Linked DNA regions of Homo sapiens: region 2 is linked to region 1. Evidence: chromatin loops called from intact Hi-C (ENCODE). Cell type or tissue: A673. All regions are shown on one strand. Each heading gives the region's core, and the rest is flanking DNA. Links, peaks and the distances in the headings are about the cores only.

Region 1 (5,973 bases), core at 388-5,387:
CTTTGCAAAATGAGCCTAGAAAACAGAAGAGTTCATATTGCTACCCCTGCCCATTCACAGCTTCAATCGACACATTACTAGGCAGATATGCTTTCTTCAAAGCTAGAAATAAACTTAGAAATATGTCTTTCTGAAAAGTGTGCAGGCTGTCCCTGAAGGAATATACTTGAAGCCAGCAGCACTGAGATGTCCTCAGTCACCGTAGCAAATGAGGGAGGTCCAAAAATATTCTGCTCCTTAAACAGGTTGATTTTTTTTAACCATGTGTGATTTATGCAGAGAATCTGTAAAACATTCCAGTTCATCAAAAGTCTAATTTGCATACATTTAAAGGACACTGTGGAAAATAATTAACTACTGAATGCATCACAATTGAGAGTGAATGTTGACTGAGAATTTTTAGAGCCTTAAATGAAAAATGAGGAGGTTAAATAAGTATACTGAATTGGTAGGGGGAACAAAAAGAAAAAAAAAGAGAAAAGGGGAGGGAAGAGAGGGGAAGAGAGGGGAGGAGGAAAAGAGACGAGCCGGGAGAAGTTGCTTTTCTTGCAATGCTTCGTATCCTAAACTCATGCGAAATAAAGAACTTTTTATTCCTTTCCCCTCTATTCTTTATGACTGAATAATTTTCTTGCTTTCTGGCTGTCAACTTGTAGTGTATTAAAATGATTACATATCTGTGTGCATGTAGCAAACCCATCTCACCAAGTTGTAGCTTACAGACTTGCAAGGAAGGAGACATCAGCTTGTGAAAGTCAAGCTAAATTCCAAGTCGTGATTGTACTTCCCATCACTGACATATATAAGTAAAATCTCAATTAAAAATTCATAGACATTTTAATAATTTTGAAGAGCATCTACTATTTTAGTGGTAATTTTCTAAATGTTTGTATATTCAAGGATATTACCTGATATATTAAAATTTATTTTATTATTTTCTTTACCTTTCCTCACAATGACATGGGAGCTGGCTCTTGAATAACCAGTAGAACAGTTTTATTATACCTGATTCTACTCTAATGACAACAAACAGAACAAGACATTTGAGCTTATTGTCACTATTTAAATCTCAAACAAGTGGAATATAACATAATAGTTTCCTGAGGTTAAATCAGGAATTATTATTATTTATTTAATTATTTGTTTGTTTATGTTTTCAGAGACCAGATCTTGCTTTCTCACCCAGGCTGGAGTGCAGTGGCATGATCATAGCTCACTGCAACCTCAAACCCCTGGGCACAGTAATCCTTCCTGCCACAGTCTGCTGACTAGCTAGGACTATATGCCTGTGACACCACTCCTGGCTAATTATATTTATTTTTATTTTTTTTGTAGAATGGGAGGGTCTTACTATGTTGCCAAGCTGGTCTCAAACACCTGGCCTCAAGTGATGCTCTTGCCTGGGACTCCCAAAGTGCTGGGATTACAGACATGAACCACCACACCCAGTCTAGAAATTATTAATTTCTGTTTGTATTCATACTTCAAGCTACAGATAGCTTATATGTGAACAATAATTTCAAAACAAAAACTTTCTGCTATTTTTTTAAAGAATGCACAGTGAATTACCAGTTTACACAGGGTGATCGCCCAAATAAATAAATTTGAAGTTGAAGGACAACATGGATAAGATGAGGCTATCTAGAGAAAGAACTAATTTAAGACTTAGAGAATGAAACTACACATGTGATTCTAGCCAGTATTTTCTCTAGTGTCATTAGTTAATAGGTGAATTAAGGAATTAATGAAATATCTGCCATTTAACATCTCAACTTTGTCTTTTTTTTTTTTTTTCTTTAGAGGCAGAGTCTCACTCTGTCACCCAGGCTGGAATGCAGTTGCGTGATCTCAGCTCACTGCAACCTCTGCCTTCCAGGTTCAAGCGATTCTCCTGCCTCAGCCTCCTGAGTAGCTGGGGTTATAGGCGCCTGACACTGAGTCCAGCTAAGTTTTTTTTTTATTATTCTTATTTATTTATTTTTATTTTTTAAGTAGATATGGGGTTTCACCACATTGGCCAGGCTGGTCTCACACTCCTGACCTCAGGTGATCTGCCTGCCTCGGGCTCCCAAAGTGCTGGGATTACAGGCTTGAGCCACCACACTCAGCCTTGTCTTTCTATTTGATCCATGTAAAATTCAGTTAAAACCAATTCCGGTTTAATGGGATCTACCCCATCTGCACCTAAGTCTTCTAAACTGGAAAAAAAAAAAGACATCAGAAATAATGGTGTCCTTTATTTGCACAGTACTTTTACACTTACTATATATATTTAGAGAACTCCAGTTCCCAAAGACCATTAACATCTGTACTTCCAAAGAGTTGTTTTCAGCCAAGAGACATGCCTCCTATATGAATGTCAGTTCTGACTCCCCACACAGAAAGATAGGTATAAGGAAAGATAATAAGGAAGGTAAGACAAGGGCTACTGTAGCCTTGGTAATTGGTTAGCTAGATTAGAGTCTTAAAAATATATAGGAAATGATGCCTAATATCTATATTTTGATTTAGAACAAAGGCATACACACACATATAATTGTATAATTTTATTTTGTTTTATTCTTTTTGTATGTTTTTTCAAGTATGAATATGCAAATACAGTAAACTATTTTTATATTTAAGCTATTCAAACTGCAGTATCAATACCCAGTGGAAAACATGTAATTTCATTGCTTTCTTTTTGAAATGTTTTCTTCAGTGAAGTATCTTGATACTTTAATATGTATAAAAATGTGTACGAATATTTATTATTAAATACATAGCAACATAAATGTGTTCCTCACAATGTGTACACACAAGAAACAAAAGAGGTGAAAGAGAGAGATCATATCAAATTAGAAAATGAAGCATAGAGTGAAGGAATTTGTACTTGTAACCTAACAATTCATTTGAAAAACAAAAAAAAAACCATTAAAGTACATTTTAATAAAATCAAACACCCCTTCGCAATGTAACAGAAAATTAGCAATGTCCTTCCTTGCTGTTAACTTGGAAGGCTGTTAAGAATGTAAGAATTACTCTTCTTTACCACCAGGTGGCTCACTTTCTATACCTATGCCTGATCAGAGATGCCACTGTGGCCCCTGAGACTGGAGATAATAAAATTCCCACTAGAGGGTGTTGAAAGAAGAAAAGTAATTCTTTCAGAGCAAACCTGAAGTCCTGAACAAGGAAATACCTGAGCTACAGCTAAGATTTCCTCACCAGCCTGGGAGACAGAGTAAGATCCTGTCTAAATGAAAAAAAGAGAACTATCCTACAGAGACAGAATAAATGAGGTGGTTTTAGACTAGGGACATTTAAAACCAGATGGAGACTTGTCTAATAACCATTCTGTGTCCAAGTCCAAATGGTTTCACAGACTTCTCAAATGCATTCATAATGTGAGACAGGTATATGCAGAGTGGAGTGGGGGTTGGGGGGGGAGGTACTGAGAGAGAAAGAAAAGAAAGCAACCTTGAAATAAAACAATAATTCACATTATATAATTTTGATTGAGTTTGGAATTAGAATGGAAAAAAATAAGGAAAAGGGAAAAAAAATAAGCCAACAAAGTTGAAAAATGTAATATGGAAAGGAAATTCGCTTTTCTAGATTAGCAAGATTGCTCTTAGCAATGAACCCCTTCCCTAAACTGCATTTTACTAGAGAAAATATAATAGGCCAGTAGCCATAGAAGCTTGTAACATTATCCAATGTATTGCTATAAAAAGCCTTACCATCTGGATCCTAATTCTCCTCAATATTTAAAGTGCAGAGCATTTTCTTCTCTTCATCCTAATTTACAGCTATCACTCAACGCAGCCCTGAAGGGTGCATGCAAAACGTGCCATTGTTAGAGCTAGTATATAGTCCAAGGTAATTTGGTGAAAATCACCTTAAGAGTATAACTACATGGTTTCCTTAGTATTCGGCACCTGTTTGCATTTCACAAAAGCTTATAGATTTTCTTCTTTTTTTTTTCTTCCCTTTCTTTTGCGTTGGTCAGCATTGGTTTGCAACGTCACCATGCATATGTAGAAATGCCTGTGGACGGCACCATCAATCCTACCCCATAGATTGGTAAGAACTGAAAGGTATGTGACCCAACAGCACTGAACATTGTTGAGAACCCACTTCTTTGGCTTAATCCATAGTATTTATTCATTAACTTTATTTTAATAAAATTCTCAAAACACCAATTCACCAAGATGCCCAGGAATGGTTATCAGATACAGTAGGAACAAAATTGTGTAAAAACTAAGAAGGCTGGTGACTAGGAGCCAGAACAATGACAGAACAGTCATGACCTCTGGTTGTAAGCAAAATGAAATTGATTCCCTCTCAGAAAAGACAGCTTTGAATAGTGATCTATAATGTGCAAGTAATTGGCTAACTCTTTAACCTACCTCACAAATCTGTTCACCTGGGGAGAAAGGTGAGTGAGGAAGACCAAGAAGGAGAAAGCTCACCCAACAACTTAATTAAATTACATTTCACTTCCACAGCAGGCCTGGTTAAGATTACATCTTTGGATCTTTTAGGTTGCTGGCTGAGTTGGACATCTTTGGCAAAACATAAACAAAAAGAGAGTATCTTCTCTCTCTCCAAGATTCCACTCCAAGTGCACACCATCCACCCCACATGAAAAAAAGAATTTTGTCCTCTATCTCCTTCACTCCTTCTGATCTCTCTATTTTACTAAGAGTGATATCAACTGAGCCATCAGCTACCACATCACCATGGAGAGAGTAATATAAGCAGGTCTATTGCAAGTTTGACTACGAATTAAAGCATGAAGTAACAAAAAGTAAAGTTGTGCTTTCTTTGTGTGTTTGTTGTTGTGTAGCAGACTAGAGAATCTATTTTCTCAAATTACTTTATGAATATCCAATGTAGAAACTACAAATACTATGGGAACTAAAGGCAATACCAGATAATATACATTAAACATTTGTTAAAGAGTGAAAGTCCCTATTGGATGCTGCAGAGGGATCACTTGCATCAAACATTAATGACAGTGAAGAAGGTAACCGTTCTTTCTTTCTACTACCCTCCAAAGAGACAGCAGACAACCTGTGTACATGGTCTTTTTGCTCAAAGGGTAGGTCCCTAGAGTTATCAAAGAAAGTACCTGGATGTTTGAGCTTGAAAATTCCTGACCCCAGGTGATAACTTGTCCTTTAAGCATAAATCTAGATCTGCCCCAAAGTTGTGTGTCACGCTCCTCCATCAGAACTGAGGTCATCCCCATCAAGACACCATGCCATAGCTTGGAGGCTCTTCCCAGAAGAGTAATGAAAAGAGACTAATGTTTTTAAAAGTGTGTTACACATACAAAGTGATGCTTGTAAAAACAATCACAAAAACTGTGTCTTCTGATTCTCTGCTTACCACAAACTTCACTCTTGTTGCTAAATTCTGTGATAACCCAGAGGCACCATGAGCCTGACTTGTGTTTGGGACTCATCTTCTAAAGAGCATTTTCTTTATGATCATTTCAAATCAATTGGATAAATTATGCTTATCAGTCTCTCATAAAACTCCTCATGAAATTATGTCTATGAAACAATTAAAATGAATATTAAAGGGTGAAGATATTAACAAGTTGTTGAAATTTTTCTTTATTAACTATTTTACTCTGAAATTGGCTAAGAAAATATGTACAGTCAAGGAATATTAGGGGTGATAATTTATACAGATTAATATCACTTAAACAAGGAGACTCAAATCAATAAGATACAGTTTTGTTTGGAGTTTTATAAATACAGATCTGTTAACTAAGAAACCTCTAAATTCACAACTAGATTCTAGCTTATTTTAGCAGAAGAAATCCTCTCCAGTTAATTATTTCTATGTCAATTAATCACTTTAGCCACCTCGCCACAACAGAGTGAGTTATAGCAAACAAATACTTCCCCTCTTCAAATCCACATCATCCGTATATGTATAAGAGCTCAAAAACATGAAAAGACATTTGATTCCTAGGTTTCC
Region 2 (5,973 bases), core at 319-5,318, 130 kb after region 1:
ATTTGACTTTGATTATTTATACAATGTGCATGTCATATAATAAGGTTCAATATGTGTTAACACTATTGATGTTGCTAGAACTGACTGCATTTGCTTGTAATAGTCTTCTTTTGCATTTTTGTCCCTGTTGAATGTATGATTTATGTTTTATTAATCTATTCAGTAGAATAAAGTAAATATAACTGAAGTTCATTCCTATGCTCCTTGCTACTAGGAAAATCCTAGAAGATATTGAGCACAGATATTTATTCTATCCTTTAACTTTTTAGTTTTTAGCAGATCACTTAGAGCTCATCTTATTTAACTTCTCAGCAGCACTTGACCATTGAGCATGGTCTCAAAACATATTTTCTTTGTATTTTGTGTCCTGTGTGCTAAATTTTCTGAGCGTGTGGTCTTAGAAGTTCTTCTCTTTGATTGCTAAACACCTTCCCTGGGTAATTATATGCATTTGTGCACAGCTGCAAATGCCGTATCTATACCAGTGAATCTCAAATGTGTATCTTTTAAAGAAAGAAATCACTATCTCTTGAACTCAAATTGGTATGCCCATTTGCCAACCTGCCTACTTAAACATTTCCCCCAGGTATGCCATATTCAACATGATCTTATTAACAATAAAGCCATTTTTAAGCATTCTTCTAAGTCTGTTACTCTTCTGCTTCCCTAGCTCAGTAAATAGTACCTATGTTATTTAGCCATGTTCTCAAGTCAGAAACCTAAGGGTCATTTTTGTTCCTTTACATCTCTGTGATCTAATTAAGCACAGCTTTTTGTTAATTTAACCCCTAATACATGTCTTGAGTGCAAACATTCACCATTCCCTAGCATCACCACGAACTTTACACTATCATCTCCATCCTGAGTCATTGGCATAACTATGACAGCTTCTGAACTTTGTTTCTTGCCACTTCTTTTGCCCCAGCAACTAGAGACGTCTCTTTAAACTGCAGATATGATTTTATCTATACCCCACTTAAAATTCTTCAATAATTTTATTGTATGTCATTCATGTAAATAAAAATTATGGCCAAAACTACCCTAATTGATATGGTCTTCCCTTATGTTTCTGATATTATCTCACAATCACACTTTTTCTTTTATACTGGTTTTCCTTCAGTCCCATAGAGGCTCAATATTCTTTCCTGCCCCAGCATCTTTACATAGGATCTCACTTAGCCCAAACTAGCTCTTGTTCATCATGTCAGTCTTAGTGTTAACTCCATTTTCTCAGAGTAGTCTGTCATAACATTACCTCCCCAAACTAAACATGAAGAAGAAGAAAGAGAAGGACAAGGAGAAGAAGAAGAATCAATCCTTTAATCATTTTCTGTTTTTTTTTTTCTTTTTGAGGTGGAGTCTAGCTCTGTCCCCAGGCTGGAGTGCTGTGGTGCTATCTCTGCTCACTGCAAGCTCCGCCTCCTGGTTTCACGCCATTCTCCTGCCTCAGCCTCCCCAGTAGCTGGGACTACAGGCATCCGCCACCACACCCTGCTAATTTTTGTTTTTGTATATTTTAGTACATACAGGGTTTCACCATGTTAGCCAGGATGATCTCGATCTCCTGACCTCATGATCTGCCCGCCTCGGCCTCCCAAAGTGCTGGGATTACAGGCAGTGAGCCACCGCACCTACCCCTTTAATCATTTTCAATTGTATTATATGCTCTTTCTTCAAATATCTTTTTATAAATTAGTCATGTATTTTATCTGGAGGACTTATTTAAGGCCTAGTTTCTCTCTTAGAAGGTAAGCTTTATGAATCAAAGGCATTTCAACTTGTATGCTGTTGTATTTTTTCACCTGGACCTCTGTAGGCGATGAGGTGCTGATTTTCAATATGGTGCAAATGCTCCTACCATGGCTCATTTCAAGCTACCAACTAGATATCACTGAGTATGAATTTGGGAAGACATGCACACAAGCGGCTTTAGCACAGCCCTGAAAACAGGATGATTGTCACCTATATCACAGATTATTAGAAAACTGCTAAACTACATCCAAAGTTATCCTCTCTTTATGGTCTAAATGTGTATTTTTCAAAAAATTTGTGACTCATGAACTATTTGAGGAGAAATTATGTTGGAGAATATTTGAGTTATTATTCTATGTTTATTTTACCACAAACCATTTCAACATTTTATTACAGAAAGAGCTGTACTTTTGATAAATTCAGGTATATAAAATAGATTATTAGTTTCATGATACATTTGAATAAAAGCTAATTTTACTGAGAACCTCAGCATATTAAGGTTCATCAAATGAATAAAATGCACTACATATAAATATATAAAAATTCATAAATAGCATGTATAAATATATACACATATACATATTTAAATTAGCTTTTTAACCTTGGGTAAGGGAGTTGATCTGGCTACGTTTAGTTAACCATATAGCTCACTTCTCCCCAATACACCAAGCACAGACCTATCTAGTGTATTTCTGTAAGTGGAACCCTTTGCAAACTTCCCTTTTAAAATAAGACAGGGAGAAATGAAAAATAAATACAAACCATTGATACATTACTAATCTAAAGAACTTCCTGCTAAGAAAGACAAGGATTGATCTACATAAAAAATGTGATTTACTCCGGAAAGAGAATAATTAAGCATTAGTCAACAGTAAGACATTTTAATAGTATCTTTCTAACAGCTGAAAGTGCATTAAAAGACTAAAATCTGGACCTGAGAAATGCCTCATTAATTAAACAAAAATCCTTTTTCTTCACACTGGGAAACTGTCAAAATGTTTTCTAAAGTGGTTATCAGATGAAGCAGATACACAGTTACACACAGAAATACTTGTAGTTTATATGTGTCCTAGAATCTGGAAGTGTTAGCCATTTGGTGAGTTCAAACTGAGACAATAATTCAGATTATATCAGTATTTTACATATCATAAAAATAAATCAATAAAGCATAGAACATGTGCAGGGCTCCCTCTGTACCCAGCTAAGTCTTGTGAGAAGTATCATAGAGGCTTGAAAAATGTTCCTTATCCTTAAATGGCTTTGACCTGGACTTACAGATCAGAATAGGAAAAGACAAGTGAAATGATAAAAATGTAAATATATCCTCCTTGGATAATACCATGTAACTAACATTTAGAGGAAGGATAAATGAATGTGGGCTTCCTGGAAAAACGGTGTGTGTGTGTGTGTGTGTGTGTGTATGTGTGTGTGTTTGTGTATGTGTGTGTGTTTGTGTGTGCACATGTGAGTTTTGGGCATGGGTAGAATTCGAATGAATGGGAGGGGTATAGTTCTTTTAGAGGGAAATAGCCTGTCCAAAGATTAGGATAAAGTATTATCAATGCATGCTAGGACTAGGGAGATATTTGGAAAACCAGCCTGATTTCCTTGAATCATGTGGGCAAAACAGGCTTTGCATATCACTGTCTGATTACCCTGTAATACTAACTGCAAAAAAATAACAATAATAAAAATAGGTAGTATCATGTCTAAGTTATTTAGATTAATATTTACAACTTTATGTGTTATTTCACTTTACAGATGAGAAACTTATTCTTAGGAAGAATAAATGGCCAGCCAAAATTATATGCTAAAACATGGGAGAGGTGGGCTTTGACTGACTCTAGAGCTGATACCCCACTCTGCCTCTGCCTGCACAGACAAGTCAAGGGCAGTTTACAAAATTGCCTTAATCTCTGCTCTCTAGCAGAGAGAAAGGAACTAACATTTATTGTACATTTATAAACAGCTTAAGCACACAAAGAAGGAAACAGACCCTGAGCCATACAATTTCCTATGTTTCTCTAATTCTTTCATGAATATTTGTCTCTTGTATTCAATAAAGTCCTAAGTAAGCAGTATGATGTAGTGAAATGAGCACGGATACTGGAATCGGTAAGTCTTTTTTATTCCAGTCCTGCTTGGTATTTTATGACTTTGGCCACTTCACTTTCCAATCTCAGCTTCCTGATATTCCTTTCCCTCATAGACTTGGGGTATAAAACCAACCTTGCCTGATTGTTAAAATGTGATAATGTGGACTGTTTATCAAGCACAGGATGTCTGGTTTTAATTATTATGATTCCTTTGTTTCCCACGTAGAGAAAAGCCCAGCTCATATTTTACTGTAGGCCATTAATTAATGGAATCCCAACCACTGAGGCATTATAACAGGAGGAGTTGCTTTCTATTTGTTTTGTTTTATAGTCACACATATACACGTCAGTTTCACCAAAGAACTGGGACTCAGGAGCGAAGACTATGGTTAATTTGGTTGCATACTTCCTCTCTCACCTGGTGAAACATAAAGTGTTCAGAATTTGTTAGACACAATTAGGCAGTGTGCTCTTTAAAAAATCGAGAAAAGCATATTTAGGGAAGGTTGATATGGCATGTTTAAGAAGGCAACCATGGACAGAAATCCTCATTCAAATCATTTTGTAGTATAGGGTTTAGAGTTTGCTTTCTTGGCAACAGCTTATCTATTCTATTCTCCTATCATGGTTCTTAGGATGTTATAATGTAATTCATGTATTTTCATGCCTGGCTTATATTCAGATTAATATCTGTGTTTTTTTTTAACCTTGTTTTCTACAATAACATTCCATTTTTTTCTCATTTTGATTGTAGTTCTACCTTGAGTACTTTGAATATAGGGATTAGTTATTCTTTGCATCTTCATTTCCAAGTATATAGTTGACATATATGGAGTTCAAGAAATAAACATAGCTAACATCTATTGCATGCTTACAATGTGTCAGAATGTGTCAACTATATTTTTGAACCTATTAACTTATATAATTCTCACAACAAGAACATACAAAAGGAGATGCCAATCACACCTTATTTTTTGAGTTATGGTGATTAAATGAGTCAATATGCAGTAAATACTTAGAGTAGCACATAGTAAATGCCGAGAGGATTTGGTCATTATTATCCTTAATGGAAACTGAAATACAGAGAGGTTACCAGGCCAACTTTCACAAGTAGAGTTGGGGTTTAAAACAGATGATATAGTCCTAGAGTTTGCATTCTTAATTGTTTTACTGTAACAAATATATTGAAATCAAATTTCTTTTTTTTTTTTTTTTTTTTTGAGACGGAGTCTGGCTCTGTCACCCAGGCTGGAGTGCAGTGGTGTGATCTCGGCTCACTGCAACCTCTGCCACTTGGGTTCAAGCAATTCTCCTGCCTCAGCCTCCCGAGTAGCTGGGATTACAGGTGCCTGCCACCATGCCTGGCTAATTTTTTGTATTTTAGTAGAGACGGGGTTTCACCGTGTTGCCCAGGCTGGTCGCAAACTCCTGAGCTCAGGCAATCTGACCGCCTTGGTCTCCCAAGGTGCTGGGATTAGAGACGTGAGCCACCACTCCCGGCCGAATTCAAATTTCAATCTACCCACCCTATTGCATGTACCCCACATACACACACGTCCACACACACATACATACTTCTCACTGATACGTTAAAAAAAATCTTAGTATTCTAAGACAGGCCAATGCTTGGAAACGGGGAAACAAAGATATAATAAATAAGGCTATAAACATTAATAAATGTAAATAAAAAAGAGTAATCAATTGTTATAGGAGATACAGTCATATATTATATTGGATATAATGGGACTGCAGAGTAGGGAATGCCCTGCTTTTTCAAGAGCATCAGTAGAGCTTTCATGGAGAAGACTAGACTCTCAATTTTGAAAGGCGACCAACCACTCATTGAAGACAGGTATTGACAGGTAGTTAGCAGATAATAATTGAATGTAAAATTAGACTACTGATGTAAAGTTTTTCAAAGTATGTTTGTCAGAATATTAGATTCATAGGATTTTTTTTTTAAAGACCTGTCTAAATAAGCTAGGCAAACAACCTAAATAGGTTAAACAAAGAAATACGATTTGGATTTCTTCTCGATTGTCTTATTACATAGCTCACTGCAGAATATCTCAAAGTTTTCTCTTTGCTGATGAGACATGACTTTCCAAGCTGGTGGGACTATAGA

What was found. A loop is a pair of places that touch in the nucleus more often than their neighbours do. Peaks named below come from ENCODE experiments on the same cell type or tissue, not always from the same donor. Only the 100,000 strongest peaks of a DNase experiment are listed, where the experiment ranks them.
Region 2: it touches region 1 in a loop (2.2-fold over the local background); 3 of 110 quality-filtered maps call a loop at or near these places.

What each region holds. Positions count from the first base shown.
Region 1 is chr11:81,641,391-81,647,363 of GRCh38, forward strand. No RefSeq gene overlaps it. Among named protein-coding and RNA genes, the nearest start is that of MIR4300, 250 kb to the right of the region's middle. RefSeq lists an enhancer at 5,843-5,973. In A673, for the core only: CTCF peaks have their summits at 3,039 (motif pointing right) and 3,242; a DNase peak (open chromatin) is centred at 3,071; H3K4me3 peaks cover 46 bases.
Region 2 is chr11:81,775,824-81,781,796 of GRCh38, forward strand. No RefSeq gene overlaps it. Among named protein-coding and RNA genes, the nearest start is that of MIR4300, 110 kb to the right of the region's middle. In A673, for the core only: no CTCF peak of the experiment used is centred there; a DNase peak (open chromatin) is centred at 2,648.